6 separate regions of the Homo sapiens genome follow, and regions 2, 3, 4, 5 and 6 are each linked to region 1. A link is a loop called in an ENCODE intact Hi-C map of the cell type or tissue named here. Cell type or tissue: GM12878. All regions are shown on one strand. Region 1 overlaps MS4A15 (membrane spanning 4-domains A15). Region 2 holds the start of MS4A8 (membrane spanning 4-domains A8). Region 3 has its middle 15 kb from the start of MS4A4A. Region 4 overlaps MS4A6E (membrane spanning 4-domains A6E). Region 5 overlaps LINC00301 (long intergenic non-protein coding RNA 301). Region 6 has its middle 6.4 kb from the start of VPS37C.

Region 1 (5,000 bases):
CAGTCAGGCCATTATTAAACAAGCTCATCAAACTCGTAAAGTATATCTTAATAAACAAAAAAGGGGGAATATCGGGCCCTCTTCTCGAGAACAGGACCTGTCATTGGAGAATCGACTGACAATGACGGTGATGACTCAGAAGGCACCTGACATTACCTGGGGACAGCTAAAGAAATTGGATCAACAGGCAACTATCCGGCTTGCAGGCATAGAAGCCTCTGTAACTGCAGAGAATCAGTTTCTTATGTATCTGGGGGTAATTGGGAAAACTTCTGAGAAAGTAAGACGACATAGATGTTGGGGTGGCTGGTAATTCTTGTCCTTTGCCAAGTGGGATCACCTCAAGAACATGTTTACTGGAGTCATGTTCTAAATCCCCCTGTTTTTAATGTTATTTCATGGTGGGATGCTGACCTGCCTTTGTCATCTAATGATACTTCTTGGACGAGAGGTCGATGGATGCCCCTGTCTTACCCTTCAGTGGAAAATTTGGGATGGATTAAACTTAATAACTCCTTGGTTGTATTGTCTAGTAATCCCCCTCTTTGTTTTTCCACAATAGCACATGCTAAGTGTGTTACTCTTATTCTTCAGGAGTATCTTTACTATCAGTGTAAAAGGGATGCTAAGCTTGCAAACTTGACCTTTATTTCTGCTATTACCACTAATCTTACTGAGGTCTCTAATGAAGCTACACAAGTGCCTGATCTTCCTATATGCCGTCTGAGTAGGGACTGGGGATATAAGTTTGAGGCCATTCAGTGGTCTCCATCCAGACAGCCTGCGCCATGTCAAGGGCCTCTGTTTGATAATGGCACCTTACTTGATTGGAGTCCCCATGGTTATCTTATGTCTGCAAATCAGACTATTGGATCTGGGAGTCCCCAGTAAGTCTATCACCTGGTCAGAGTACAGGCTTTCAGGACCAATATTACAACTAAAAGGGAAACAAGCTTTAAGCCCTGCTCATACCCAAATTTGGAGATTAGAACTTCCTTTTTTTGAATGGGTTCTTTCACATGATGAGTATATTACTAGCAGTGGCAATTATACCCTCTGTTTCCATAATAATGTTACTGACATAGTTGTGATTTGTACTACGCACTCTTATATACTTTTGTTTGGGCAAAGTGTTCCTAATATAGAGCAGAATCAATCCTTTTATAGTAGTAAAGTCTCTTCCAGTAGTTAGTATGCTACATGCCTGTCTCATCGAAATGTTACATAGTTAAATATAACCTATGTCATGATCTTAAAATGGCGTGCAGAATTTTGGCTGCCTGTAAATTTAGCCTGGAGCTGGGAAGGAGATTCAACCCTGCAGCTGTTTAGAAAAGCACTGTCTCATACTCAGAAAAAAAGATTTCTGGCCACTTTAATTGCTTTTTTAGTCTCAGCTATTATTATATTAGCAACTGCTGCTACTGCAGCTGCTTTTTCTAACAAAATCTATTCACACAGCTTCAGTGGTGAACCACATGGTATATAATGTAACCCATAAATTTCAAAAACAGGTAAATATTAATCAAACTACTCTGTCTCACCTGGAGGCTCTTAAAGCTGCAGTTGAATGGCTGGGGGATCAGCAGCTGGCATTCATTACCCATCAACATTTATATTGTAATTGGCAATATAATTCTATCTATGTCACACCTCTGCCATATAATAGCTCCCAATATGCTTGGGAGAGAGTGAAAACACACCTGCAAGGGGCTTATCACAATCATTAGTCTTCTCAAATTCCCACTCTTAAGTGTAAATTTAAAAAACAACTTAAAAAATGGTCACAGCAATTATAAACAAATACCCTTCAACAATTATAAAAAGGCTTTCAATAGTTAAACCCAAACACTTAGTTATCTGGGTTAAACATACACATTTGGGTAATGGCCAATATACTTATTCTTTTTTGTATTTGTTTGCTAGGTATGTACAAATGGCTCTGTGCTGTCACTCAGTGCATCTATAACCAAGAAAAAGCAATAAAAGCTTACCTCGCTTTAAATAACCAACATACTCTAAAAATTAAAGAAGGGGGAGATGTTGAGGGTGCACGGCAACATATCCAAGCTTATGTACATGGCATTTGAGGTTGGGGCATGGAAAAATACTGAGGCACTCTGTGTATGTTATTTATGCATGAGAATGTAACTCCTTGACCCTAAAAACAGGACAAGGATTGAGGTGTGTAATAAGGAACGCTGAAAACAGCCTCCTAAGAAGGTGGTTTGAGAGCTTTTATAAGGTCATAGGTGTCTCATGACCCTCAAAAAGCCATCTAGTGGATGTTTGTGGTTTAACAAGCTCTTTCAATAAATACTTGGCGGACAGATGCTGGGGTGGACTCTCTCAGAAGAGCTCCCCGCCACCCCCGCTCGAGGCCCACTCAGCTGGAATTGTCTAAGAACTCATTCTTGGCATTCACTGCAAGCTATAAACTCTGCATAAAGTTTCCATATCTACACATTTCTTGGCTACATCAATGGTAATTGCTTGGGTGGCCAAATAGAAAGCTTCCCACAGCAGGTGGGAAGTTCCCATACCCAGGGGAATTATTGACGCTAGCTCAATAGTTGAGAGCTGAGAGGCAGGAAGTGGCAGTGAGTCCTGGTCTCGGGGTGAAGAAACCGGTACTCTAGCTAAGCTCTACCTTGCACTAGCTGTGTGTCCTTAGGTAAGTCACTTGCCCTTTCTGGGAAAAGAAGGGCATTTAAATAAACACTCCTCCAAAAGGAGCTTTCCACATAATATAGCTCAGAGATTAAGAGCAAGGCCTCTGAAACCAGAGAGACTAGAATTCAAATCTCAGTCTTACCCCACCTACAGGCCCTTGACCTCAGACATCTTTCGCTTCTCTGAGTCTCAGCTTCCCCAGCTTTGATGAGAGCGTTTGGGGCCATACTGGCAGGGCTGCAGTAAGCAAGGGAAGTAGGCACGTTGCTTATCAACTAAAAAGCTTTATGCACATGGGTGACAATCATCATTGCCATTATTATCTCCCAAGCCTTTGTTTCCCAGGCTCTCTGAGCACGATGTCTGCAGCTCCCGCCAGCAATGGAGTGTTTGTTGTCATCCCGCCAAACAACGCCAGTGGCCTCTGCCCACCTCCGGCCATTCTGCCCACATCCATGTGCCAACCTCCAGGGATTATGCAGTTTGAGGAGCCACCGCTGGGGGCACAGACACCAAGGGCCACACAGCCACCTGACTTGCGGCCCGTGGAGACATTCCTGACAGGAGAGCCCAAAGTTTTGGGGGTAAGAACAGCCTCTCTGCACAACCTGAGGCAGGTAGTGAGTATCCCAGCACCGGAACATTCATGCATGTTTTGGAGAGGGGAGAAGGCAGTTAACAAATATGTAGTAATGACTCAAAGATTCAGCCATGCACCAGGTAGACAAGCACCCTTCCCGCATAAAGTTCACAGAGAGTAAACCAGTAAACAAATGACTCAGAAACCTCCAAAGAGAAAAGTAAGGTTGAAAATGATGACTAGGGCTAAGGGGAATACTAGCGAGGGTAGGTGGAAACTTGTCTCTGGGGAGATGACATTTAAGCCCAAACCTGGCTGTTAGATTGAAGCCAGCCAAGGGAATAGCTAGTGGAAGGGCTGGAGAGGGAGGGCTCACCAGGTAGAGTGCAAAGGCCTTGGGAATGAGTGTGGCTGTTAAAGGAAGAGGTGGAAGCTCGCCATAGCTGGAATGTAATGAGCAAAGGAAAGGGGGAGGTGAGATGGAATGAAAGTGATAGATGAAAGTCAGCCCTGATAGAGCTGAAGGCACATGAAGGATTTCAATCTCAGATGGCCTTGAGCTATTGGTCTCAATAAAATACTGAAGTCATAAAATATTAGGTAGAGATAGAAAGATACATACACACATTTGCACGTGTGTGTGTATACATGTAGCGTTAAAAAGAAAAGCTTTAGGCCAGGTGAGGTGGCTTACGCCTGTAATCCCAGCACTTTGGGAGGCCGAGGCAGGCAGATCATGAAGTCAGGAGATCAAGACCAACCTGGCCAACATGGTGAAACCCCGTCTCTACTAGAAATACAAAAATTAGCTGGGTGTGGAGCCGTGTGCCTGTAGTCCCAGCTACTCGGGAGGCTGAGGCAGGAGAATTGCTTGAACCCGGGAGGTGGAGGTTGCAGTGAGCTGCGATCATGCCACTGCACTCCAGCCTGGGTGACAGTGTGAGACCCCATTTAAAAAAAAAAAGAAAAAGAAAAGCTTTAAACAAATTAAATTTAGCAGAGTTTATGTGAGCTAAGAATAATTCAGGAATCTGGCAGCACTCAAAACCAGAAGAGGTTCAGAGAGCTCCATCCAGCTGTGTGAGCAGTAAGCTCTTATAGGCCAAACACAGAAGTGAAGTAGAGAAATCTCCCGATCAGCTGCAGCTAGGTGTCTGCCTTATTTGGGCATGATGTCATGAGGCATTTGCCTTATTTGGGCATAGTCTGATCAGTTGGCTGAAGCTGTTTGTCATTAGCTGAAACCCAGCTATCTGTTACAAAAATATACTCCTAGGTTAGGTTTCAGTGTGTTTCTGTACTGGTTGGGTTGCAGTTTGTTATGTAGGAACTCAAATTATGGAGACAGGCTAATGGCCACCTGCTATTTTAATTATATACACACATATGTAGATTCTTCAGTATGTTCCTTGGCCTCAGTTTCTCCAAGTAGAAGATGAAAGCATAGATTAAGCAATGGTGATGATGATGAAGGTGAAGATGATGACAGCTCTTACTTATGAAGCATCTCTGAGAGGTGCACGTACTGTGCCGGGGACTTTGCATGCATCATCTCACTAGATTCTCAGCACCACCTTGTAAGAAGGGGATCATCGTTCCTGTTGGACAGATTACGAAACTGAGGTTTCTTAAGACTAAGTCATTTGCCTAAGGCCACACAGCTGATAAATGGCATCCTGTAAACTAGGGATGGCTGACCCTAAAGTTCTACTTTCAACCCCTCTGCTTTGTGGCGTCCAGGACCTCT
Region 2 (5,000 bases), 62 kb before region 1:
AAAGTAAAACAATACAAGTATTAGAAGAAAACACAGCTAAATTCCTGTTTAATCTTAGTGTTAGGAAAGGCTTTCAAACAATGACTCAAATGCATAGGTAATAAAAGATAAGACTGATAAATTTTACTACAAAAATTTTTAAAATTTTTCTTGACAGAAAACCACCCTAAACAAAATCAAAAGACACTGTCAAAATTGGAGAATATACCAAAGACAAAGACCTAAAATCCCTAGTATGTAAAGAACTCTTTAAAAATTAAGGGACAAAGGTCCAGGAATCTGATAGAAAAAATGGGTAAAGAAGTAAAATTTGGGTTAGGCATGGTGGCTCACTCCTGTAATCCCTGCACTTTGGGAGGCCGAGGCAGGAGAATCATTTGAGGCCAGGAATTGAAGACCAGCCTGGGCAGCATAGTGAAATCCTGTCTCTACAAAAAATTTTAAGATTTAGCTGGCCACAGTAGTGCGTGCCTGCAGTCCCAGCTATTCAGGAGGCTGAGGCAGGTGGATTGCTTGAGCCTGGGAGTTTGAGGCTGCAGTGAACTATCACTGCACTCCAGCCTGAGCAAGACCCTGTCTCTAAAAAATACAAACAACAACAAAAAAGTGAAGTCTGACTCCAGCTACCTTTTCATCTTTTTTACATTCAATGTCCTTCACTGTGAGCCATTCCCAACATATCTCTACCTTCTCTTCCCCAAGACTTTTCCCTTTCCATACCCTCAACGGTGTTCTTTTTGTTTTGACCATCTTACAATGTTCTAGCCATCCCATCAACTTCATTTGTTCTTCATTGTTCACCTTCTTCAACGGTAAATCTGTCATGGACTATTACATGCAGCTGTTTTTGTACTGTGCAATTCACACGATGTATGTCATAGATATGTGGAATGCCCTCCCATGGATGGCTTCTGATTTTCTATTGGCTCTGACTTGGATGAAAATAGATCTAAGTTGATTACAAGTCTCATTTCACTCGCTGTGATTCTATCCCTTTCTGGACTGCAGTTTATTGATTTCATATGCCACCTTCTGTTTGAAGTCTTCCCTAATCTCTTCAAGTCCAACAAATCATTTTCTCCTCTGTTCTCCTGTGGGGACATTTATCTCTCTTCTGTGGTGTTTATTTCATCCTGTCTCATGTTACAGCTAAATACAGCACACCCTGGGTGCCCAGTTCATTTCTGTGTCTCCCAGAGCAACCAGCCCAACCCTTTCTTCTCCATGGAGATTATACCATAGACTCTTGTCAAATCAAACCATATTTAACTGGCTCATTAACCAAAACAGGAAATAAATACGAATGAAACTGAGCTCTAAGCAGCATGTAACCTGGCCTGCATCCAGGAAATAGAGGACTTCGGATCCTTCTAACCCTACCACCCAACTGGCCCCAGTACATTCATTCTCTCAGGAAAAAAAACAAGGTCCCCACAGCAAAGAAAAGGAATAGGATCAAGAGATACGTGGCTGCTGGCAGAGCAAGGTGAGTCTGCTTAATCTGGTGGTTGGTAACTGGGAGTTGGTGATAAGGTTTTTCTACCAAGTGAGACTTACGGCGAACCAGTGTGGATGAGGGATAGACAGAGTGTATTGTACTAGCTTTATTGAGTCTGCTCCAAGAGAAAGAAAGAGAAAGATAGGACATGGAGGGGGATGGGAGAAACAAAAAGAAAAAGAATTTTTAAAACCACATTAGAATGTATAAGTAGCCTAGAAAATTGAGCAGTGGAAGCCACCCAATGAACAGACACTGCCTTGGCAATGGGGCTTCCCTTGAGAAGGATAATCTCCATTTAACTAATATTGACATACCTGGGACCTTGGAGGATTCTTGTCCACTCTCTCACCCTGTTTCCTTTTCCAGAAAATGAGAGAATTGAACTCAATGTTGTCCAAGAGATTTTCTAGTTCTGAACTTTTGCTTTCAGCCAGTACTAACATATGCAAAGCAGCACTCTAAACACTATGAGAGGCCGGGTGCGGTGGTTCACATCTGTAATCCCAGCACTTTGGGAGGCCGAGGCAAGCGGATCGCCTGAGGTCAGGAGTTCGAGACCAGCCTGGCCAACAGGGGGAAACCCCATCTCTACTAAAAATACAAAAATTAGCTGGGTGTGGTGGCGGGGGCCTGTAATCCCAGATACTCAGGAGGCTGAGGCAGGAGAATTGCTTGAACCTGGGAGGCGGAGGTTGCAGTGAGCCAAGATCGTACCACTGCACTCCAGCCTGGGTGACAGAGCCAGACTCTGTCTCAAAAAAAAATTAAAAAATAAACACTATGAGAGACACAAAGATGGAAAAGATGGACCCCTTGCCCTCTGGTAGCCTTTAGCCTCTTTGAGTCTTAGTTTTCTCATCTGTAAAACTGGGCGGGTGAGAGGATGAAAGGAAATGTATTTGTAAAGCACCTCTTAAGTGCCCTATAACTGATATCTATTATTTGTAACATGGGATTCATAAACTTGTAGAGGGTTAAGATGCTCCAATGAGCTAGAAGAAGCAAAAGTCCTTTTTAAAGGACAAGTCCATATGTGAGGGAAAATTCTCTCGCATTTATTTCTTGGCAGCATGAATTCGATGACTTCAGCAGTTCCGGTGGCCAATTCTGTGTTGGTGGTGGCACCCCACAATGGTTATCCTGTGACCCCAGGAATTATGTCTCACGTGCCCCTGTATCCAAACAGCCAGCCGCAAGTCCACCTAGTTCCTGGGAACCCACCTAGTTTGGTGTCGAATGTGAATGGGCAGCCTGTGCAGAAAGCTCTGAAAGAAGGCAAAACCTTGGGGGTAAGTGAGATTTCCCTTTGCAGGCCACAGACTGCACAGCTGGAGTGATGGCAGGGGGAAGGGAAGGCCTGGGAAATACACAAACACTACATCCCGCAAGTGGGGCTGAGTTGATCGCGCCTTGCCAAGCACAGGTCTATTAGAAAGCTCAGCTGCACAACATCACAGGCGGCCTCTGCTCAGACCTTGTATTTTCTGATTTAGGCATTTTCGGAAAGAGAAAGAAAAGCAACAAAAAAGCAGCACGCTTGAAGGTTGATCCTGTTGCCAGGATCCACGCCCAGCCCTGTGGCCTCTGAAGAAAGGGGTCCCAGCAAGACCAAAATAGACCACAAGGTGGAGTCAGAATCCAATAAGATCGAATCAAATATTTGCCCAACAGGAAACAAAGCAGGTTAGGCAACCAACAACATAAATGGTCACCGCAACCCCTGAGAGGCTGTCCTGCGCTGGACAAAGAAAGGCCCATTTCACTGTGTAGCTGAATGATGGGCATGAATTTGGATGCAGACTGCCCGAGCTCCAACCCTAGCTCCACCCTCAGATAGTGCTCATGGGAACAAAAATTGATACAACCCTTAGGGAGGGAAATTTGTATCTGCCAAATTTACAAAATATCCAATAATTCCATTGCTGGAACTTCATCCTCCAGATATGCCTGTGCCCACAAAAACTGTGATATGTATGAGCTTATTCATTGCAGCGTGGTTTGTGATAACAAAAATATTGTAATATCCATCAATATAATACCGGTTAAGTCAGTATATTGGTTAAGTCAGTGTAATATACTGGTTAAGTCAGTGCATCCAAAGAATAAAATGTAGTGGAGCTATGAAAAGAACAAGAAAGCTCTTTGTGTAATGATAGGGACACACCCCAAGATATGGAGTTAATGGAAGAAAGTAAGGGGCAGACACTGTGTATAATTTGCTTACATTTATGTGAATTTAAGGAAGTAATATATTTGTATTTGCTACCACGTGTGTAATATACAAACATACACAGATGTTCTTTCATTTACAATGGGATTATGTCCCAGTGTACCCATCGTAAATTAAAAATATCATAAGTAAAAAATACATTTAATACATGTAGCCTACCAAACATCATAGCTTAGCCTCGCCTACCTTAAACAAGTTCAGAACACTTAGGTTAGCTTACAGCTGGGCAAAATCATCTAACACAAAGCCTATTTAATAGTGTTCTTGAATATCTAATGTAGTTTACTGAACACTGGACTGAAAATGAAAAGCAGAATGATTGTATGGGTACTCCAAATACGGTTTCTACTGAATTCATGTCACTTTCACACCATAATAAAGTTGAAAACTTTGTTTTTTTGAGACAGAGTCTCACTCTGTCACCCAGGCTGGAGCGCAGTGGCGCAGTCTTGGCTCACTGCAACCTCTGCCTCCTGGGTTTAAGCGATTCTCCCGCCTCAGCCTCCCAAGTAGCTGGGATTACAGGCACCCACCATCATGCCGAGCTAGTTTTTGTATTTTTGTAGAGACAGGGTTTCACCATGTTGGCCAGGCTGGTCTTGAACTCCTGACCTGTGATCCGCCCGTCTCAGCTTCCCAAAGTGCTGAGATTACAGGTGTGAGCCACTGTGCCTGGCCCACATGGCATTTTTTATAAGGACACCAATCATATTGGATTGGAGACCCACTCTACTCCAGTGTGACCTCATCTTGGCTGATTATATCTGCAACAACTCTGTTTTCAAATAGAGTCACATTCTGAGGCACTCAGCATTAGAATTTCAACACATGAATTTGGAGGAGGGTTGGGGGAGGGGAGCATAATTTAACACATAACAATATCCTAAAGAAATAAGAGATGAAGGCAAAGATTTACATAGAAGGATGTTTATCACAATGTTACATATAATAGAAAAAAGTAGAAATAATCTTACCTGTCCAATAACTCTGTCTCAACTACTCCACAGACCATCCATAATGGGATCTGAGCAGCCCTGAAAAAACATATGTTCCAAGAATACTTAATGCCATGAGGACACATTCATGATGAAATATTAAGTTAATAAAATTCAGGGGGCCATGTTGTGCTATCAAGGTATATATTTGAAAAGAATAATGGGAGAATACACCAAAATGTAAACAGTTGTTTTCTCCAGGCGGAGGGGAGATTACAGGTAGTTTTTATTTCATTTTTGTATTTCCCATATTACTTTTTAGACCATGAAAATA
Region 3 (5,000 bases), 500 kb before region 1:
CCACATTTTTTTCGGACGTAATATAATATACTTTCAAATAAATCTCTTGTGGAAATTGACTTAATGTTCTTTATGTCCATGTGGAATGAGTATGACTAGCCAAAAGTATTTTAATAAAGACTAATGTTGAAGTAAAGACAGTACTATCAGAAATTAAAATGGAGTATACAATAACTAATACAAGTGATGCGTTGTGTTAAAAAAGACTGAATGGCAAGAAAATGAGAATAGAATGCCCACATAGTAATCATAGAAAAAATATAAATGGATGAAGTGCAGGACCAGACAATTTAACTAAAGAAATAGAAATGGCCATGCACTTATGCATGAAAAAATGGATTTGAAAGCAAATAATTTGTATAATGAAATAAACGAAAAGTGATGTGTTTTGAAATGCAAAAAGAAAAAAAAAGTGGTTGGTGGAGAAAAGCTCTGAGAGCACCACAAGAGGAACAGTTAAGATATGAAAGTCCCTGGAAAAGAGGAAGCTGGGACAGGACATGCAACATTGCACTTTTCACAGGATCAGCACCAAGAGCTTGGAGTTCAAGTTCCCAGGTACTTTAGTTCAGTAAGACTATGTGATAGCTGTTATGCGGTCATCTGGGGGCTGGTGGTGAAACTCAAGCCCTGCCGTCTTCTTATTGTGTTTAGTCGGAATGTACAACAATTATGCCCATGAGGCAATTTCATGGCATGGCATTGGTATATTTGCTTCAGGGCTAGAGTGACAGTCAAGTGAGGAAGACTGAAGCCGAAGACTGAACATCAGAGTTATACATCTTGACATCCTTTGTCCTTACTTGTATTTTAAAAACCCAGGCCCAGATAACTCCAACACTCGGTTTCTCCTATATCTGACATTTGGAACCTTGTATTATTAGTTCAGAAGAAGTACTGAAGAGGCCTCAGTGCACAGGCTCGGGACTGATCCTGTAACAAAGGTGATCAGATGACACCCAGGCCCAGCTGGTCTCAGCCAAATGGCTCAGGGTTGACCCTAAATATGGAAAACCAGAGAATCAGGACTATGGCTGCCTACCATGCCCTGAATAACCAGTTATATGGATTGTCATCTGGTAGAAATCCTATGCAGGGGGTGTTAATGTCATCCTTTGTGGAGTCTCTTGGTTGGATCTTCAACCACTTAATATTTTCATCAAGAATTTAGTTGCTGATCCTATTTGCAAATGATCCAAAAACAAGAAGTATAATTTATAAAACGAGAGTGTCCAGATTGAAGATACAACCCAAAAGTCTGGAACATGAGCGTTGGAATACAGATCAAATTTAATCAGGTAAAATTAAAGTCCCAAGCTTATGTTTAAAAACAAATCACCTGCACAAACCTGAGATGGGACTAGAACTTGCTTAACAGAAGTTAATGTGAGAAAGGCCTGGGCCCTTCTACTAGTTAGCTGAAAGGATGGAGACAGAAGCAAAAGACTCTCCAAGAAGTCTGCCTTTGCCTCTAGAGCAATGGATCTCAATCTTGTCTGAGCATTGGGATAACTTGGGAAACTTTAACACGTACTAACACATGAGCCCCATTACCAGGTATTCTGATTTAATTAATATGGATTATGGTTGGAGAGTCAAAATTTTTTGTAGCTCTTTAGCGGATTCTACCGTATAGTCAATGTTGCCAATTACTGCTATAAGCCTGTAGATATCAAACTTGAGTGTGTATCAAAATCTGGAGGGCTTCTTAAAACACAGAATGCACACCGAGACTGTCTGATTCAATAGGTCTGGGGTAGGGTATTTGCATGTCAACCACAATGTCAGGTGATACTGATGCTACTACTCTGGGAACCACATTTTAAGAGCTACTGCTCTAGACGAACCTGGAGTTCTCCAGATGCAACTAAAGGCTTTTTAAATTCTACCGCTGGTATTGAGCCAGAATGCATAGAACCTGGCCCTGTGCCTATCTTCTCTTCTGAGTAGGATTTATTCCATAAGCTTTGGCCTTCTCTTTACATCTTCATATCTGTGTCTGGAGGGTAGGGCCAAGTTGGACTTCGGGATACTAAACTGAGGCCTTTTATTGTAAGGACAGAGAGTAGGATGTGATGTCTTGATGCTGCTTCAGGTTACTAGAGGAGACAATGATCTCAGTTCAGAACCAAGCTTAAAGTTATATATCTCTCGGGGACTATTTGTCCCAGGAATGCAAGCTAGGATTTACTTTTCAATCTTTCCCCAGTTTCTTTCCCAAAAGTAACATATCTTTGGGAAGAAATTAGGGTAAATGAGCAATGGTAAGCTCAAATCCTGGCATCAGGAAAATTCTCCTAGCACTCATGGTATGGCCTGTTCACCACTGACCACAAAGACATGTAGAAGGTGGTGCACAATTTTCAGGAGTCCAGAAATACAAACAGTTCTCTTAATACTTGCTCTGTAGTCTCAATTGTTGTCATCTCTTTCCACACACACATGCATGCACACACACGCACACACATGCACACAGGCAGTTCTTACAATATTGAGATGCTTTGCTTAGACTGGGCTGTATATAAGAGACCTGATTTACATCTTATAAAAATAGAACATCAGAGTTAGAAGAGACGTGGAAATCTTTCTACACTGAAATATGAGAAGTCTGTGGCCCAGGGAAAGAAAGTGATTCACGTGAGTCATGAAGGTAATGAATGTATAACCCAGTTTTTCTGTTTTTCCTATTATCCCCTTCATTTTGACATTGAGGTGTCATATTTAATTGAGCCACAAGAGGGAGGCAGTGGACAAGAAATTGTCCTACCTAATTTGAATTCCTACCTAATCTGGTGTCTTCTGGGAAGACCTTATGAAAAGTCAACTCCCAGCTCTGGTCTTGTATACTAGCGCTGGGTTGGGTCCCATTTCTATCCCATATTCTCTGGGAATCTAGTAGATACAGCAAGTCATCCCTCTGACCCTTAGCTTTTTCATCTGCTAAATTTTGTAGGTATTATTTAGATATTATTACTTATATTGAAAGGTGTTAGTGAGGATACCTGAGAATGAATTTTCAAAACATCACAAGTTGATTTTCAAGATAGTATTAAAGTGCTTTAATTTCAAAGGGTGCTTTTTGTACCATCCTAACTTTATACCACTTTTTTGTCCACTCCCACCCCATTCTCTGCACTCTGGTGAACTGAAAAACATATTTTAGATTTTATCTAATTGTTATTTACTCTACTCTCCTCTCCCTTCTCCTGTCTTTCCCCACATTCTGTAAAATGTGAGCACATGCATGATGGAGGAGGGTGTGGATACAGCTAGAGGGAGAGGTTGAGACTGCACATCTCACCTGGTCTCATATTCTGAAAAATCTGGGTTATAAATGGCACACCAGAGACATTACCATGCCCTCCTCTCTGCTTTTTGGAACATGGATCTTATTGCAGAAGGTGAGGGTTTGGGAAGGCTTCGGGATGAGTGGCCAGGTGGCAACATCTGTGCCTGGCTTCTTCCCTTCTTGGTGGAACAGCCACTGGCCTCTCATAAGGGAAATAACCTGAACCAGCCCGACCCTGAGAGCCTCCCTCATGGTGTTGGACTTATAGATCACACATTAAGGAAATATGTCCATGAGAGATTTTAGGATGACTCATATGGTTTCATGGATCTAGAAGTGACTTTGAAAGTGAATGAACCAACCTAGTAGTTTCTAGTGAAGCTGACTGATGGAAATGAACCAAGCATTTATTTTCCAATGCCATAGAGTGGATCGGTGAAAGCTGGGTGGAGAGAGGATTAAAAGAAGTGAAATAAAGTTAGGACTTCTGAACGTTTCTCTAATACCCATTCCCATCATGGTTGGGCCAGTACCATTTTTGGAGTTTTTGTTTTGTTTCTCTTTCCCTTTATTTTACACAGTATAGAAATTCACTGACTACTCCTCAGATTTTTCCAGTCCTGCCTCCCCAGAGGGACTCACATCCCTTTTCATGGCAGTAACCACCTGGTGTTGCTCGAGCACCTCCTAGGATTCCCACTCGTTACTCAAAATGGATAATAAAGAAATTTTCTCAAACGCAATTTAGGTGAATAAAATTTAATCTAATAATATGTGTGAACTATTCTTCTGAAATAATAATGCTGAGATAATGAGTGGAACCACGCATTTATTTTCTTGAACCTGATAATACAAATCCCTAGCAGTTATCTGGACCAACAAGTGGTAAGAGCAGAGGTCTTGAGGTGAGCACGTTCCATGCTTCTGAGGAAACAGTACGTCTGGAGACACATTGAGACTGGAATAGGGAGAGGAGAAGGCAATGTTGTCTGAGATTTCTGGGGGGCTGGATTATAAAGCGACTTATTAAGGAGATACGGCTTATTTTGAGTGAGGTAGGAGGCATTGGAAGATTTTCAGCAAAGGGAAGACAGGATCTAACTTGCATCTTAACAGGACCACTCTGGCTGCCTGTCTTGGTAAGAACCGACTGAAGGGAGGCGAGGGAAGATGTGGGGAGAGTAGCGAGGAGGCTCCGGCAGTAGTCCCAGAGAGAGGATGGTGGGTTGTGTTGTTGGAACACAGCATCACTGCTCATTCAAATCCTAGGAGGTGGGTGCCTACGCCTCTCTTTCTTTCACTCCCCACATTCAGTCATTTTGAAGGCTCAGGTATCAGTAAAAGTGTCCCCAAGAAACATAATTCATCCCATGTGACTTATTTAAGGGATTTTTATGAAGACCTCGCAGAATTTGGGCAGAGTTAAGGGAACGAAGAAGGAAAGGGAGGTCACTACAGACAAGAAAAGCAGGAAGGTATGAGAAGAGAACACACTATTATGGGGACCAATAAAGAGCAGAAGTCTTGTAAGAAGAGCTGCTTTGTAGTATAACTGTGGAAGAAGTAGCTACTTCCAAAGGCTGTGTCAATGCAGAGAGAATAGGAAAGCAATGCTTTGTCCTTTCTCTCTTTCCAGCCTCTAATTCTCCAAACAAACCTGAATGGTTTGCTTTACTGTCACACATTTATAGGGGATTTGTGGAGATTTTCC
Region 4 (5,000 bases), 430 kb before region 1:
AGAGCTCTCTTGCTCCTTTCGACCATGAGAGGACACAGCAAGAAGACAGACATCCTTGAACCAGAAAGTTGGCCTTCATCACACTTGAGGATATGCCAGCAATTTGACGTCAGATGTCCTGGCCTCCAAAATCGTGAGAAATAAATGTTTGTTTTTTCAGCCACCTAGATTATGGTATTTTTGTTATAACAGTCTGAACAGACAAAGACAGGTGGTATTCACATGCTATTTTCATTTTAAAGGTATATTTTTAACTTCATAACTAAAAAGGAATCAGTAGTCTTATGCTTTTAAGACAAAGTGAATATTATGTTTCAAAAAATATTTTCACTGAATGGTGTTAGTATCCATTAAATTTGTCATCTCATCCTCTATTCTCAGCCTAAATGTATTAGTCTACTTTATTACTCAAGTTACAACTGAAAGACGGAAACTCGGATATCAAGGTATAAAAGTTTTGCATTTCCTGGGAACACATAATTGTAGTAAACTCTTAGATAAATTGATCCTAATTATGTGTCAATGCTCATTATTCATGAGGAAGTTAGAGAATAAGAAGGCCTTAACTCTTTGGACCCAAAACAACTATCTGAGTTTTTGTTTCTCAGCTAGTCCTGTTTCCCAGGTCCCATCTGCATCTCAGCTTTCATTTCCCACTCTCCAACTCTCTCCTTCACGACCAGGGGAATCTTCTATTCCCTAAGGACATCTGTCCTTCTCTTATTTGATCTTATGTCAGTTTGACATGGCATGGTTTAAGTCAATGTTTCCCCATGTAGCTGAGGTGCTAAGTGCAAATATTAACTGATTCAGAGAACCATCAACCTTGTCAAAACCATAAAACTGCTCTTTATTAGTTGACCCAAAATCATAATTTGGACAGAGATATTTCAAGACATTTTCAGATATAAACCATAAAACAAATATACCAAATAATATATGTAAGACACAAAGAGAAAGCAATTGATCCGAGGCTACTATGTATATAACAAATAAGATTTTATCTTGTTAAAACACCCGCATGCCCGCATAAATCAGTCAGAACCAGATGACTCTTTCTAGCTGTTGATTCCTCCTCCTCACAAAGAGCCCACACGCTTCATTTTGCTTAATTGTCACTTTGAGGAAAATGTTTCTTCCTTTCTTTCCTTCACACTTCCCTCTTTTCCTTCATTATAGGAAGAAACTTCTCACTTACATATGAGAAATCACAGTCACTTTTGTGAAATAGCTTATGCTGAACATTAGCCCTTCCTTCTCTGGATCCCTTGAATGCTGGAATAGTTACCAGGCTGTGTTTTCAACTGAGGACTTCCTGTTGCCCAATACTAATGTATCCAATGCAGATTACAAGAAAGATTAAAAGTCTTGCAAACACATGAATTTTTTTCTTTCTATCCCAAGCATTTAAGACTTTCTTAGTACTTTTCTTAAGATAATATATGCAAAGGGAGAGATAAGTGGAGGAGTTAGAGGAATATAGTAATGGAGGAAGGAAAAGGAGATTTTGCTTACTAGTTTCTAGCTTTTGTTTTCCAGCAATCCAAAGAACAATATCTCACTAAAAAGTTTATGATACATGCTTTAGAAAGATATATCAAAAGAGAAGAGTTCCTAGAGTACAGGGTATGAGAGGTATCATGGAATGGAGGGGGAAACACGATAAATAAGAGAAGGACACATGTCCTTAGGGAATAGAAGATTCCCCTGGTCCTGAAGGAGAGGGTTGGAGAGTGGGAGATGAAAGCTGAGATGCAGATGGGACCTGGGAAACAGGGCTAGCTGAGAAACAAAAACTCGGATAGTTGTTTTGGGTCCAAAGAGTTAAGGCCTTCTTATTCTCTAAGGAGGGATCCCTAGAACTAGAAATGCCAGGGAGACAGTTTTGCCCATGGACCTGCAGGAACAAGAGATATTTTATGGAGAATGTGCACAGAGAGTTGTATATATTGTTAGAGAAACACCAAAATTTATCTCCAACTCCTTTGTTGTCAAACATAAATATCTGTTTCTGAGCTCTGCCACGGGAACTTGGGAGCACTTCAGGTGAGTGCAGAGCCAGGAAAAGACGCATCAAAATGAGTAGAAAAAGTCGTGGCATTTTACTCGTCCTGGCCTCTTTCACCCTGATACAGTGAGACTCGATCTGGAGAAAACCCTGAAGTCCCAGCTTCTCCCTTAGGGAAGCAACAGGAGTGGGCCATGAGTCCAGCATTCTGGGTTTCCAGCGGGGTTGCCCAAGGCACTGGTTTCTGTCTTACATGACTCAGAGTGCAGAGTTTGGATGCCATGTTGGGGGCCTCTGAGAACAAAGGCAAGCACCCTGTTTCAGCACTAGGGAGATTGTAGTACTGAAGGCGGACACCAGGGGGAGAAAGAGGTTACAGGCTCCAGACAAGAAACAAGCAAACCTCTTTAACTGGGAAATTACACACACAAGCCCATAAAAAGCTTGAAGGGCCCCTAGAATCTCTAGCTATGCTAACCAATAAAGGTCTTCCAATGTATGAAGCCACTCTGTAATGACTGGAGGAGGTTGGGTGTATTTTTCAAATATTAAAAGCACTGCAGGATAAAAACTAAGAGCATGTCTAGTAAAATATGATAAACATATCTAAGATGCATGCTAATAGACAAAAAATAAATGATTAGAGTGCATTTGTCTAAAAAATTCATCAAATATATGGCAATACAGTTGTTGTCAGTAGGACTGGGCAAAGGGACATTGCTGCATATTGCAAATTTTGTGTGACCCTTTGCCTCTGGATATTGGGACCTCTCAAGATTCATGCTGCTGCCACCCTGTGATGTGTTTATTATCTATAATGGACTGTGTCAAACATTATGGAAAAATCCTCATGATACCAAGGTTGTGTGGCTTTCACTGCTCCATAATATCAGTTTCTTTCTCTAACACACAGGCCAAGTCTGGACTAATTGGCAGAAACTGACTTACCAGTTTTGCAGCCAGAACTTGGGAGCTCTGTACTTTTAAGAGCTAAATCTATTTTTTCTTCCGTAGTTGGCAACACCATTATGACATCACAACCTATTTCCAATGAGACCATCATAATGCTCCCATCAAATGTCATCAACTTCTCCCAAGCAGAGAAACCCGAACCCACCAACCAGGGGCAGGATAGCCTGAAGAAACGTCTACAGGCAAAAGTCAAAGTTATTGGGGTAAATCTAATTCAGAACATGTTGGAGAGGGGTTAGGGGAAGTGGGAAGAGATGATGTATGTTTTGGGACTGGTCATCCTTGTGAGTGTGGAGACCCTTAAGTTTTGCTGGAGGGACTTTGGGGTAGAAGCCACTTGGAGAAAACTGTCCCAGAACTTTTCCACAGGAGATTGTCTTAGAAACGTTTTTTCCCTTATTCTGAATATGAGGAGTTGATTTTCTGTTGTTGTCTTTGTATTTTTGCAATACAGTACTTCTCTATATTTTCTTTTACGAAAGTAATGGTGGTAAATAATGACATATTGTATATACATTTTTCTGTATTTCACAACTGCATGCTTAACAATCCACACTGATTCTTTGCAAGGAATTTTTCCCTTACTGCAAATTACAGAAAAAATATACCTCCTCTCCCTGTTTTCTTCTTACCTTTTTGAGAATGGAAATGATATTTACCTTTTATTTGTCTGTTTCTCCTCTCATCCAGAGTTTATTAAAGAAGCTGTATTGCATGAAGGGAGGAGAGAAAGAAGGGATCTATCTTGGATTGGGAGGGAAACACAGAGTTTTGGTTTCTAGAATTGCCTCTGCACTTATGTGATCTGAGGTGAGGCACTCTGTTTGACTGGATTTCAGGACCTGGTGGGACTGGTTTCCTTGCCTCATGTACAATCATATGGGTTTCTATGAGGCTCAGGTGACAAAAGGTCTAGGAAACTTCTTGGTAAATGATAATAGAGCTGTGAATCTCTGAGGTGGATGTCAGGAAGGAAAACTACCTCCTAAGACAGAGCTTCAGTTATACATGAGAACATGCAGTATTTGGTTTTGTTAGTTTGCTAAGGGTGGTGGCCTCTAAATGATGAGAACACATGGACACGTAGAAGGGAACAATGCACACTGGGGCCTTTCAGAGGGTGGAGGGTGGGAGGAGGGAGAGGATCAGGAAAAATAACTAATGCACAGAAACTCAATTTGGAAGCTCTGGCTACAAAAATCTCCCAAAGCCAGCAAGGAAGTCAGAGAGAGTGCCCAGAAAAATGCCAGTTCTTTCTTTCCCTCGTTGGTATTTAGAGATTATTGTTTGGAACCCTCAGTTACAATCCAACACTAGATCTGTGCTGTGCAATGTAACTGTCTATGATGGAAATGAAATGTAACTTTCTATGATGATGGAAATCCACAACAGCTGCACTGTTACAATATGGCGGTCACATGTGGCTATCGATGATGTGAAATATGGATAGTGCAACTGAATTTTAAATTTTACTTAATTTTACTTCAAATATAAGTAGCCCATGTGGCTACTGGCAACCATACTGAGTAGCCTAGTACAAGAGTAATGTTTTCAAACTTTTAGTAGGAAATATATGGGCCTCTTACTCCAGAGAACAATCCCACAGTGAACATGCAGGAAGCTCAAGGATGCAGGATGTGGTCTCGGGGTGGGCTCAGACTCACCAGAGACATCGAGGCTTTAGTGAGTTCTACTCTTGTCACACATTGTACCAGCCCTTTTTGAGATTGAAGAAGAGTGCCATCTCAAGACAAATCTAGCTTATTCTAAGAAATATAGACTCTAGGCATCAAGACTACTACTGGCTACTAGGAGGCCCAGGAGTGTACACTTCAGTCATTATGTTGGGAAATTGGGGTCCCAGAGCATCAACTGGTGAGTTCCTAAAAGAAGAAGTGCCCATATGGGATTAAATAACACTCTACTGTATGGCTGTGGGATGTGCCCTGGAGCCTACCTACCTGTAACAATAGCTTTCAGAATGCTGTGAGCTCAGTTCTCTTTTCTGTGTGAGTTGGAG
Region 5 (5,000 bases), 80 kb before region 1:
TGACAATATCTGGAAACATAAAAGGTCACATGCATATGCTGGGATGTGTACATGCCAAGAAAAGACCTGAAAAATGTCCTAACCTCCCACCTCTGGCTGACCTGAAGAAAATCCAATTCAACCATTCAAGTTAAATGGCCGAATCATGGTAAGAACAGTGAGCTTTGTGGTATTGTAACTTGTCCTATTCCCATCCCTCACAACCCATCTCCTGCTTTTATGATAAAAGCAGGAAGTGATAGCTAAGGCAGAGTTGCAAACTCTCCCAGAGCTTTAAAACCTTACCCCAACACAAACACATGCAAACACGCACACACACAATCTCTCAGCAAAGTCTAGGAAACTTACTGGTTCAAAAGAATTAAGGAAATCTTTGTCCAATCACTAGCTGACCACTAAGTTAACAAAGCAGAATAACAAAGACAATGATAAAACCAACCCCTAGAGGGCTATGATTTACAATGTTGCCACACTATATTATTTTAAATGTTCAATTTTTAACAAGTAAAAATATAAAATATGCAAGGAAACAGAGAAGTATGGCTTAAATACAGGAGAAAAAAACAGTCAATAAAAATTTTCCCCAAAGAAGTCTAAATGTTGAGGTTACTAGAAAAAAAAGGTATTTTAACTCAGCAAGTATAAATAAGTATAAAGAACTTTTAAAAACCATGTCTAAAAAAACTAAAAGTATGAACGCAATGTCTCACCAAAAAGAGAATATTAATAGTGACATAAAATAGGAACTATTTTTCCAAAAGAACCAAATAGAAATTGTAGAGCAGAAAATTATAATAACTAAAATGAAAATTTTACTCAAGGGTCTCAACAGAAAATTTGAGCTGGCAGAAGAAATAATCCACAAACTTGACAGTAGGTCAATTGGAATTACCTAATCTATGAAACAGAATGAAGAAAAAAGAACAGAGCTTCAGACACCTTTGAAACATCAGCAAGCATACCAAAATGTGCATAATGGTGAACACATAAGGAAAGAAGAGAGAAAGAAATAAAAAAATGGCACAGTGAGTTTGTGAAGAAATATTGGAAAATGTATAGCTGTAAAGACTATATTTTGAATAAGTATCTGAAATCAAAAACCCAACTTTCCCCCTTAAAAAATCAGGAAAAGAAAACTAAACCTAAAGTGAAAATAATAAAGACTAGAGTAGAACTAAATGAAATAGAAGATAGGAAAACAATAGAGAAAAACAATAAAACCAGAAGTTCCTTCTTTAAAAAGAATCCCAAAATAACAAACCATTAACCACACTGACCAAGAAAAAAAGAAAGAAGACTTAATTTACTATAATTATAAAGAAAGAACATTACTGACAATGTTATAGAAGTAAAAATATTGAACAATCATATGGCAACAAATTAGATAACCTACATAAAATGGACAAATTTCTAGAAATACAGACATGACTGAAACTGACTCAAGAAGAAATAGAAATCTAAGTACACCTATCACAAGTTAAAGAATCAAATTAATAATCAAAAACTTTCCATAAAGAATAGCCCAGTCTCAGATAGCTACATTGTGAACTCTACCAAAGGTTTAAAGCATTAATACTAGTTATTCACAAACTTTTTCCCAAAAAAAAGAGGAGGAATAAATACTTCCTAACTCATTCTATAAGGCTAACACTAGTTTGGTACTAAAATAAAACAAAGACATTATAATAAAAGGAAACTATAGACTAATATCCATTATGAATATAGATGCATAAATCCTCAAAAACTATTAACAAATGGAATCTAGCAACATACAAAAAGTATTATATATCATGACCAGTTAGGATTTATCCTAAGAGTACAGAGCTGGTTCAATATATGAAAACTAATCAATGTATTCCACCTTACTAATAGAATAAAAGCCAGAAACCACATGATCACCTCAAAAGACATAGAAGAAGCATTTAAGAAAATTGAACACCCTTTTATGATTAAAAAAGTTGAAAAACTAGGAATAGAATGGAATTTTCTCAACCTAAATATGGGCGTTTATTAAAAATTTATAGTTAACATAATACTTGATAAAGAGACACTGAATCATTTTCTTCTTAAGATAAGAAACAAGATATCTTGTCACTTACATTCAACATTGTATTGTAGGTTCTATCCAGGAAAATCAGGCAATAAAAAATAAAGAATTTAGTTTAATCAAGGAAAAATTAAAACTAACACTCTTTACAAATGACATTATCTGATCTCGTATAAAATGCTAAAAAAATCCATAAAAATCTAGTCGAACTAATAAATAAGTTTAACAAAATGGCAGAATACATGGCCAATATACAGAAACCAACTGTATTTTTGTATACAAAAACACAGTTACAGTAACATCAAAAGGAATAAATATACATATACTTCACATTCAGGAATAAATTTTTAAAAAGAAGTGCGAGACTTGTCTACCACAAACTCTAAAACATTATTGAAAGAAATTTAAGAAGATACAAACAAATGAAAAGACATCCCATGTTCATTGATAAAAGACAATATTTGAAGACAATATTATGATGGTAATACTCCCCAACCAATTTAACACAACCCCTGTTAAATTACAGCTGGCATTTTTCAGAAATTGACAAGCTTATCCTAACATTCATATGAACATGGAAAAGACCCAAAATAGTCAAACCAATATTAAAAAAGAAAAACAAAGTAGGAGGTGTTAGGTTTTGAAGGGAAGGTAAGGGTTAAAGAAAGACACACACACACACACACACACACACACACACACACACACACACATATAAAAAGGGCACCTCAGCAGCAAATGCAGGCTTTACATCCAGCATAAAACCTACAGAAGTGGGGAACCAGTGTAATGCCAGAGCCCACCGCTGCTTATAGCCTGGGGGTACTTATAGGTATGGGTGGGAGGGGTCTAGGCAGTACGGCTTGCTACCCAGCAGGATATTGATAAGATGTTCCCATGATGAGGTGGTTCTGGCCCTTGGTTTGGCAGAATGTCATTATGGTGTTCCTTGGACCTTTGCCCAGCAAGATATAATAGGGATGTTTCTTTAGTTGGGCCTTTGTCTGCCTTGTGGTCATGTGGTTAGGCAGAATGTTTCTCACGGCCCGAACTCCTGTGAAATGTTTCACTTTGACCAAGGTCTGCAAAATAGCAGAGAATTTACAAAATGGTGCAGTTTGGACTAACAGGAAGGCTCGCACTTCCTAGTTTCAAAAGTTACTAAAAAATTACAGTAATCAAGAAATTGTGGTGTAGCAGGATGAGCCGTGGACAAAACTCCACAGACACTGAGAAAGTGAAGGAAGTAGCTTTAATCAGCTGGAAGCATCGGCAGACTAGCGTCTTAAAATCCAAGCTTGTTGAGTGCACAATTTCTGTCCCTTTTTTTTTTTTAGCGCTCACAATACTAAAGGTTTCGCATGAAAGGGTTGTGATTGATTGAGCAGTCTAGGGTGGTACCGGACAGGGGCTGCAGCTACATGCACCAGTAATCAGAGTGAAACAGAACAGAATGGAAAATTTGTTGTATGTCCTTCCACACAATGTCTGGAATCTATGGATAACATCAGTTGCTAAGTCATGGGTTGAATTTTAACCATCAGGCTAAGGTCAGGCAGGCCCAGGCCTGGTTTTGGGTCTGGTTTTGGGTCTGGTGCCTGGCGCCAGGCTGCCTGCCTTTGGTTTCGCTTCCTTGTTTCTTCTTAAAACAGGTACTGAGTATAAAACAGTATAGAACAATATGGGGGGGTCTCTTTCTTTCTTCTCTCAGTGATACTGCCATAATGATAGACATAAAAATCAGTAGAATAGGATCAAAAACCCAAAAATAAGTTCATACGTAGCTACTTGATTTTTGACTAGCATGACAAGACAATTCAATGGAGAAATAGTGGTCTCTTCAACAAATGGTGCCAGGACAACTGGATATCTGCATACAAAAGAATGAAGTTAGACCACTACCTCACAGAATATACACAAATTAACTAAAAATGCATAGACCTAGATTTAAGAGCTAACATTACAAAACTCTTAGAAGAAAATACAGGCATAATTATTTCTGGCCTGAATTAGTTAATGGTATATTAGCTATCACACCAAAAGCATATTTAACAAAAGAAAAATCATAGATAAATTGACCAAGGGAAGAAAACTACAGACCAACATGTCTGATGACTACGGATACAAAAATCTTCAAAAAAAAAACTAGCAAACCAAATCTAGCAACATATAAATATGATTATACAACAGGGTCAAGTGAGATTTATTACAGGAATTCAAAGTTAGTTTAACATACCAAAATCAATCAATGCAATATATTTCATTAAAATAATAAAGGGCAAAAACATGCTCACTAAACAAAGTGATGAAAGGAAATAGATTGTAATGGCTGATGATTTTATCTCCTTACTTATCTATCTTCCCTAAATCCTTTCAAAATAGATAATTAATTCCAAAAACAAAAATCTGTAGTTTGGTGTCAACCTAAAACTCTGTCAGGAGCCAAAGGAATGGCTTGTTTGTGGAATTCCTGTAGGATAATATGTGGGGGATCATGGCAGGAAATGAGGCTGTAGAAGTACCTTGAGACCAGATCTTAATGGGGCTTAACTATACCTTATTAAAGAATTTTGAATTTAGTCTATAGATACCAGGGTGCTCTTGCAGGGTTTTTAACAACAGTGTTTCTTGATCAAACTTTTCATTTATATAATTATTTTCATTAGAATATTTCCTGCAGCAAGTTACAGCCCTTCCCCCCTACCCTCAACTCAAACTGCTAAATCAATCAGGAATCATCTCATGATCATAAGACGGCTTAGGCAGCATAATTTCCGGTTCACATCCAGCAGGAGAAACTGGCCTTTCTCAGAAGCTACAAGGAGACCTCTCTTTACTTCACTTGGCTTAATTGCCTCAGATCTGCTAATCTCTGAGTTGAGTAATAGCAAAGGGAATAGGATTACCATGAAGGATTCAGACAAATCATTTGTAGCAGGATAATTTTGAGGGA
Region 6 (5,000 bases), 400 kb after region 1:
TTTGAGACAGAGTCTCGCTCTGTCACCCAGGCTGGAATACAGTGGCACGATCTCGGCTCACTGCTACCTCCGCCTCCCGGGTTCAAGCAGTTCTCCTGCCTCAGCCTCCCCAGTGCTGGGACTATAGGCGCGTACCACCACGCCTGGCTAATTTTTAATATTTTTAGTACAGATGGGATTTCACCGTGTTAGCCAGGATGGTCTCAATCTCCTGACCTCAAGATCTGCCCACCTCAGCCTCCCAAAATGCTAGGATTACAGGTGTGAGCCACTGTGCCCGGCCGGAAGAGCAGTTTTTAAAGGAAGTTTTGCTATGTGGCATGTAGAATCTCTAGTTTGGTCTTCAGATGATTGCCAGTGAAGAGTTACTTTATCTTTTTATCTCTAGAGTTGGGAGTCAGATCTCTCTGGCTGGTTTCTCACTTTTTTTTTTTTTTTTTTTATTGACCATTCTTGGGTGTTTCTCGCAGAGGGGGATTTGGCAGGGTCATAGGACAATAGTGGAGGGAAGGTCAGCAGATAAACAAGTGAACAAAGGTCTCTGGTTTTCCTAGGCAGAGGACCCTGCGGCCTTCCGCAGTGTTTGTGTCCCTGGGTACTTGAGATTAGGGAGTGGCAATGACTCTTAACGAGCATGCTGCCTTCAAGCATCTGTTTAACAAAGCACATCTTGCACCGCCCTTAATCCATTTAACCCTGAGTGGACACAGCACGTGTTTCAGAGAGCACAGGGTTGGGGGTAAGGTCATAGATGAACAGGATCCCAAGGCAGAAGAATTTTTCTTAGTACAGAACAAAATGAAAAGTCTCCCATGTCTACTTCTTTCTACACAGACACAGCAACCATCCGATTTCTCAATCTTTTCCCCACCTTTCCCCCTTTTCTATTCCACAAAACCGCCATTGTCATCATGGCCCGTTCTCAATGAGCTGTTGGGTACACCTCCCAGACGGGGTGGTGGCCGGGCAGAGGGGCTCCTCACTTCCCAGTAGGGGCGGCCGGGCAGAGGCACCCCTCACCTCCCGGACGGGGCGGCTGGCCGGGCGGGGGGCTGACCCCCCCACCTCCCTCCCAGACGGGGCGGCTGGCCTGGCGGGGGCTGACCCCCACTTCCCTCCCAGACAGGGTGGCTGCCGGGCGGAGGGGCTCCTCACTTCTCAGACTGGGCGGCTGCCGGGCGGAGGGTCTCCTCACTTCTCAGACGGGGCGGCCAGGCAGAGACGCTCCTCACCTCCCAGACGGGGTCGCGGCCGGGCAGAGGCGGTCCTCACATCCCAGACGGGGCGGTGGAGCAGAGGCGCTCCCCACATCTCAGACGATGGGTGGCCGGGCAGAGACGCTCCTCACTTCCTAGATGGGATGGCGGCCGGGAAGAGGCTCTCCTCACTTCCTAGATGGGATGGCGGCCGGTCAGAGACGCTCCTCACTTTCCAGACTGGGCAGCCAGGCAGAGGGGCTCCTCACATCCCAGACGATGGGCGGCCAGGCAGAGATGCTCCTCACTTCCCAGACGGGGTGGCGGCCGGGCAGAGGCTGCAATCTCGGCACTTTGGGAGGCCAAGGCAGGCGGCTGGGAGGTGGAGGTTGTAGCGAGCCGAGATCACGCCACTGCACTCCAGCCTGGGCACCATTGAGCACTGAGTGAACGAGACTCCGTCTGCAATCCCGGCACCTCGGGAGGCCGAGGCTGGCGGATCACTCGCGTTTAGGAGCTGGAGACCAGCCCGGCCAACACAGTGAAACCCCGTCTCCACCAAAAAAATACGAAAACCAGTCAGGCGTGGCGGCGCGCGCCTGCAATCGCAGGCACTCGGCAGGCTGAGGCAGGAGAATCAGGCAGGGAGGTTGCAGTGAGCCGAGATGGCAGCAGTACAGTCCAGCTTCGGCTCGGCATCAGAGGGAGACCATGGAAAGAGAGGGAGAGGGAGACCGTGGGGAGAGGGAGAGGGAGAGGGCGAGGAGGGAGAGGGAGAGGGCGAGGGAGAGGGAGAGGGAGAGGGCGAGGGCGAGGGCGAGGGAGAGCCTGGTTTCTCACTTCTGCTTCCTCCTTGTGGCTCCCACGCTGTGCCGAGCCATTCAGCCTGCACAATCCAGACAATGGATTTGCCTCTGAAGTAGGGGCTGGCAGCTGCCTACAAAATTATCCGTTCTCTGTTTTTCCTTAAAAACAGTACATTTCATTCAGGATAGCAATGTGTCCAGTCAGCTAAAAGACTGCATTTCCCAACCTCCTTTGCTGTTAGTTGTGACTAGGTGACTGTGATATAAGCAGGAGTGTTGAGGGGGATTTCCTGGAAGGCTGCTTTAAAGGAGCTGATTCAGCTGGGGTGTGAGTCTTTTTGCCTTCCCCCGCCTTCTAAGTACTTACTAGATTTCAGAAGTGCTGGCTGGAACTCCTGCAGCCATATTGGACTATGAGGTGACTTTGGAAATGGAAAGCGTTCAAACTGAACAGCCTATCTGCAGATTTATTTAAGGGAGAAAAAATAAGTTTTCTCTTTTTAAAGTTGTGGTTATTTCAGGTTTTCTATAATGTGCACCTAAACTTAAACCTGATACTACTACACACAGTTACTGTGTGTCTTAGTCTGCTCAGGCTGCCAAAAAAAAAAGCACAGACTATTACAGGCTCACGCCTGTAATTCCAGTACTTTGGGAGGCCGAGGCGAGTGGATTACCTGAGGTCAGGAGTTTGAGACCAGCCTGGCCGACATGATGAAACCCCCATCTGTACTAAAAATACAAAAAAGTACCCGGGCATGGTGGTGGGGGCCTATAATCCCAGCTGCTCCAGAGGCTGAGGCACGAGAATTGCTTGAACTCAGGAGGCGGAGGTTGCAGTGAGCCGAGATCGAGCCACTGCACTCCTGCCTGGGTGACAGAGCAAGACCGTGTCTCAAAAAAAAAAAAAAAAATGCACATATACATAATCATGCATAAATGCAAATTGTGATTATAAACATGGTTAAGCATAGTTTGGGGATGTTTTCTTTTCTTTTTTTTCTTTGGTTGTTTGGTTGGTTCCCCTGCTTATTGACAGCCTAGTGCATGTCCTCCTGTATAGTCTCATCCAACTCTGCGTATGTTGGCCAAAAGAGGCTTAGGGCAGGGGTGGGGAGAACCAAAGGTGAGTGAGGCATGAGCACATGGATGAAGGGTGTGGCCATTGTTGCTGTTCATAACCACAGCAGCAGAACCACACTTCCCCTCCCTCTTCCAAACCACTATCCCCCTCCCACCCTCATCCCCCCGCCACCCATCCCCATTGGTCAAATTTACTTTGACCAATGGAATGTGAGCAGAGGTGGTGACATGTGTCACTTCCAGGTAGAAGCCTTTAGGAACCAGAGTCCCATTTCTCACCCATCTCCTTCCCCTGCATCAGGACAGAGCATCCGTCAGCCTGAGTCCCTGCATGGCTGCGAGGAGTAGAGCTCCCTGCCAACCCAGGTCGGCTGTGAGTGAGAAATCAACCTTAGTTGTATTGATCCTCTGAGATTTGGAGGGTGGAAACCAGCTTATCTTCACTGAAGCAGGAGGGTATAACAGGAACTGCTCATCATCTACTTCCTCCAGTAATCAAACTCCAACTTTCACCCTAGTCTGTGGCCACCTAGCTAAAGACTACATTTCCCAGCCTCTCTTTCACCTAGAAGTGCCCCTGTTAACTTCATTACGGCCAGTGACATATGAGCAGAAGTAATCTTTGCAACTTCTGGATTATGCCTTTTAAGGAAAGGGGCATATCCCACTTCCCTTTCTCTATTTCCTGCTGGCTGGAATGCAGATGTAATGACAGGAGCTGAAGCAGCTATAATGGACCAAGAGATGAATATCATGTGTTGAGGATGGCAAGGCAACAAGAAGGAATTTGGGTTTCAATCACTGGAGAGCCACCTGGACTATTATCTATTATATGAAAGATAAATGAAATTTTTGTTTGTTTGTTTGTTTGTTTGTTGTTGAGATGGAGTCTCACTCTGTCGCCAGGCTGGAATGCAGTGGCTCAATCTCAGCTCACTGCAACCTCTACCTCCCAGGTTCAAGTGATTCTCCTGCCTCAGCCTCCTGAGTAGCTGGGACTACAGGCGCGCACCACCAGGCCCAGCTAATTTTTTTGTATTTTTCTTAGTAGAGACGGGGTTTCACCATGTTGGCCAGGAGGGTCTCGATCTCTTGACCTTGTGATCTGCCCGCCTCGGCCTCACAAAGTGCTGGGATTACAGATGTGAGTCACCGCACCCAGCCATTAAATTGTATTTTACTTAAACCTCTGTTATTTGGGCTTTGGTTACAGCAGTTGAACCTGCAGCCTAATTCCTGGATGTTAGCCTGGTTTTGACAATTAGAGTTATGGCAGGTAGAGACCATGGACTTATGAACAAGTCAAGTGAGATCCCTGCCCTCAGGAACATGTGGTCCAGCCGGGGGTTCAGAAAATCAGGCCGGGGCAAAGCCATATGGCAGGGAAAGCTTCCTGGTGCTCTAGGAACTCATAGCTGGGGTCTCAGTGGCTGCCTGAAGGAAACTGTCTCAGGTCAAGCTCCCCAGAAGTAACCAGTGAGATGAGGTTTCATGTACAAGTGATTTATTTCAAAGGTGGTTCAGGAAACCAGTGAGGGAGGGAGCAGGGAAGCAGGACTGGGAAGGGGATGAAGCCAAGCCAAAGTGTGATTTTATGCAAGTCCTGCCGAGGGAAGCTCCAGCCTGATCCCACAGGGGAGCCCTGGAATGTAAGTCATGCCTGAAAATTGCCCCAACCTAAGGCAAGCAAGCTGGGCTTTCACATTCCCACCTGTACCCCTCAGTCATTGGCTAAGGGCCACCCTACACCTGTGGGCCAATGTATTCTATTCTCCAAAGACAAGTCATAGGTGCCATGAGAAGCAAAAGCACCTCAAACCCCGTGAAAGTGCAAGCTCAGGTGATGTTGGGATGTTCCACACCTCTTCTACTCCTATCAACATCATATCAGGAATCCTAAAAAGGCTTTGAGGGA

Evidence for each region. Peaks named below come from ENCODE experiments on the same cell type or tissue, not always from the same donor. Only the 100,000 strongest peaks of a DNase experiment are listed, where the experiment ranks them.
Region 2: a loop joins it to region 1, with 6 times the contacts of the local background. A loop is called at or near these places in 15 of 110 quality-filtered maps.
Region 3: a loop joins it to region 1, with 4 times the contacts of the local background. A loop is called at or near these places in 12 of 110 quality-filtered maps.
Region 4: it touches region 1 in a loop (4-fold over the local background); 3 of 110 quality-filtered maps call a loop at or near these places.
Region 5: it touches region 1 in a loop (5-fold over the local background); 2 of 110 quality-filtered maps call a loop at or near these places.
Region 6: a loop joins it to region 1, with 2.7 times the contacts of the local background. A loop is called at or near these places in 5 of 110 quality-filtered maps.

The regions. Positions count from the first base shown.
Region 1 is chr11:60,760,702-60,765,701 of GRCh38, forward strand. MS4A15 (membrane spanning 4-domains A15) reads left to right here. Exons shown (of 7, transcript NM_001098835.2): 2 at 3,005-3,257. The coding sequence starts at 3,033. Among named protein-coding and RNA genes, the nearest start is that of MS4A15, 6.3 kb to the left of the region's middle. RefSeq lists enhancers at 2,462-2,521, 2,552-2,641, 3,722-3,851, 4,579-4,758. In GM12878, CTCF peaks have their summits at 2,267 and 3,191; DNase peaks (open chromatin) are centred at 950, 2,580, 3,440, 4,450 and 1 weaker place; H3K4me3 peaks cover 986 bases; H3K27ac peaks cover 3,952 bases.
Region 2 is chr11:60,698,290-60,703,289 of GRCh38, forward strand. MS4A8 (membrane spanning 4-domains A8) reads left to right here and starts at 1,323. Exons shown (of 7, transcript NM_031457.2): 1 at 1,323-1,486; 2 at 2,571-2,790. The coding sequence starts at 2,572. LOC105369321 (a long non-coding RNA gene) reads right to left here. Exons shown (of 6, transcript XR_001748240.2): 2 at 4,706-4,765. RefSeq lists enhancers at 2,367-2,868, 2,869-3,368. In GM12878, a CTCF peak has its summit at 3,118 (motif pointing right); no DNase peak of the experiment used is centred here.
Region 3 is chr11:60,263,070-60,268,069 of GRCh38, forward strand. No RefSeq gene overlaps it. Among named protein-coding and RNA genes, the nearest start is that of MS4A4A, 15 kb to the right of the region's middle. In GM12878, a CTCF peak has its summit at 2,734 (motif pointing right); a DNase peak (open chromatin) is centred at 2,762.
Region 4 is chr11:60,331,860-60,336,859 of GRCh38, forward strand. MS4A6E (membrane spanning 4-domains A6E) reads left to right here. Exons shown (of 5, transcript NM_139249.4): 2 at 3,023-3,183. The coding sequence starts at 3,037. Among named protein-coding and RNA genes, the nearest start is that of MS4A6E, 7.1 kb to the left of the region's middle. RefSeq lists an enhancer at 2,177-2,471. In GM12878, a CTCF peak has its summit at 2,362 (motif pointing right); a DNase peak (open chromatin) is centred at 2,357.
Region 5 is chr11:60,681,022-60,686,021 of GRCh38, forward strand. All of the region lies in intron 6 of LINC00301 (long intergenic non-protein coding RNA 301), which reads left to right. The region is part of intron 2 of LOC105369321 (a long non-coding RNA gene); the gene reads right to left. Among named protein-coding and RNA genes, the nearest start is that of MS4A8, 16 kb to the right of the region's middle. RefSeq lists an enhancer at 2,977-3,026. In GM12878, no CTCF peak of the experiment used is centred here; DNase peaks (open chromatin) are centred at 3,120 and 3,370; H3K4me3 peaks cover 795 bases; H3K27ac peaks cover 1,454 bases.
Region 6 is chr11:61,165,335-61,170,334 of GRCh38, forward strand. No RefSeq gene overlaps it. Among named protein-coding and RNA genes, the nearest start is that of VPS37C, 6.4 kb to the left of the region's middle. RefSeq lists an enhancer at 301-978 and a silencer at 1,831-1,980. In GM12878, no CTCF peak of the experiment used is centred here; a DNase peak (open chromatin) is centred at 2,217; H3K4me3 peaks cover 1,048 bases; H3K27ac peaks cover 1,606 bases.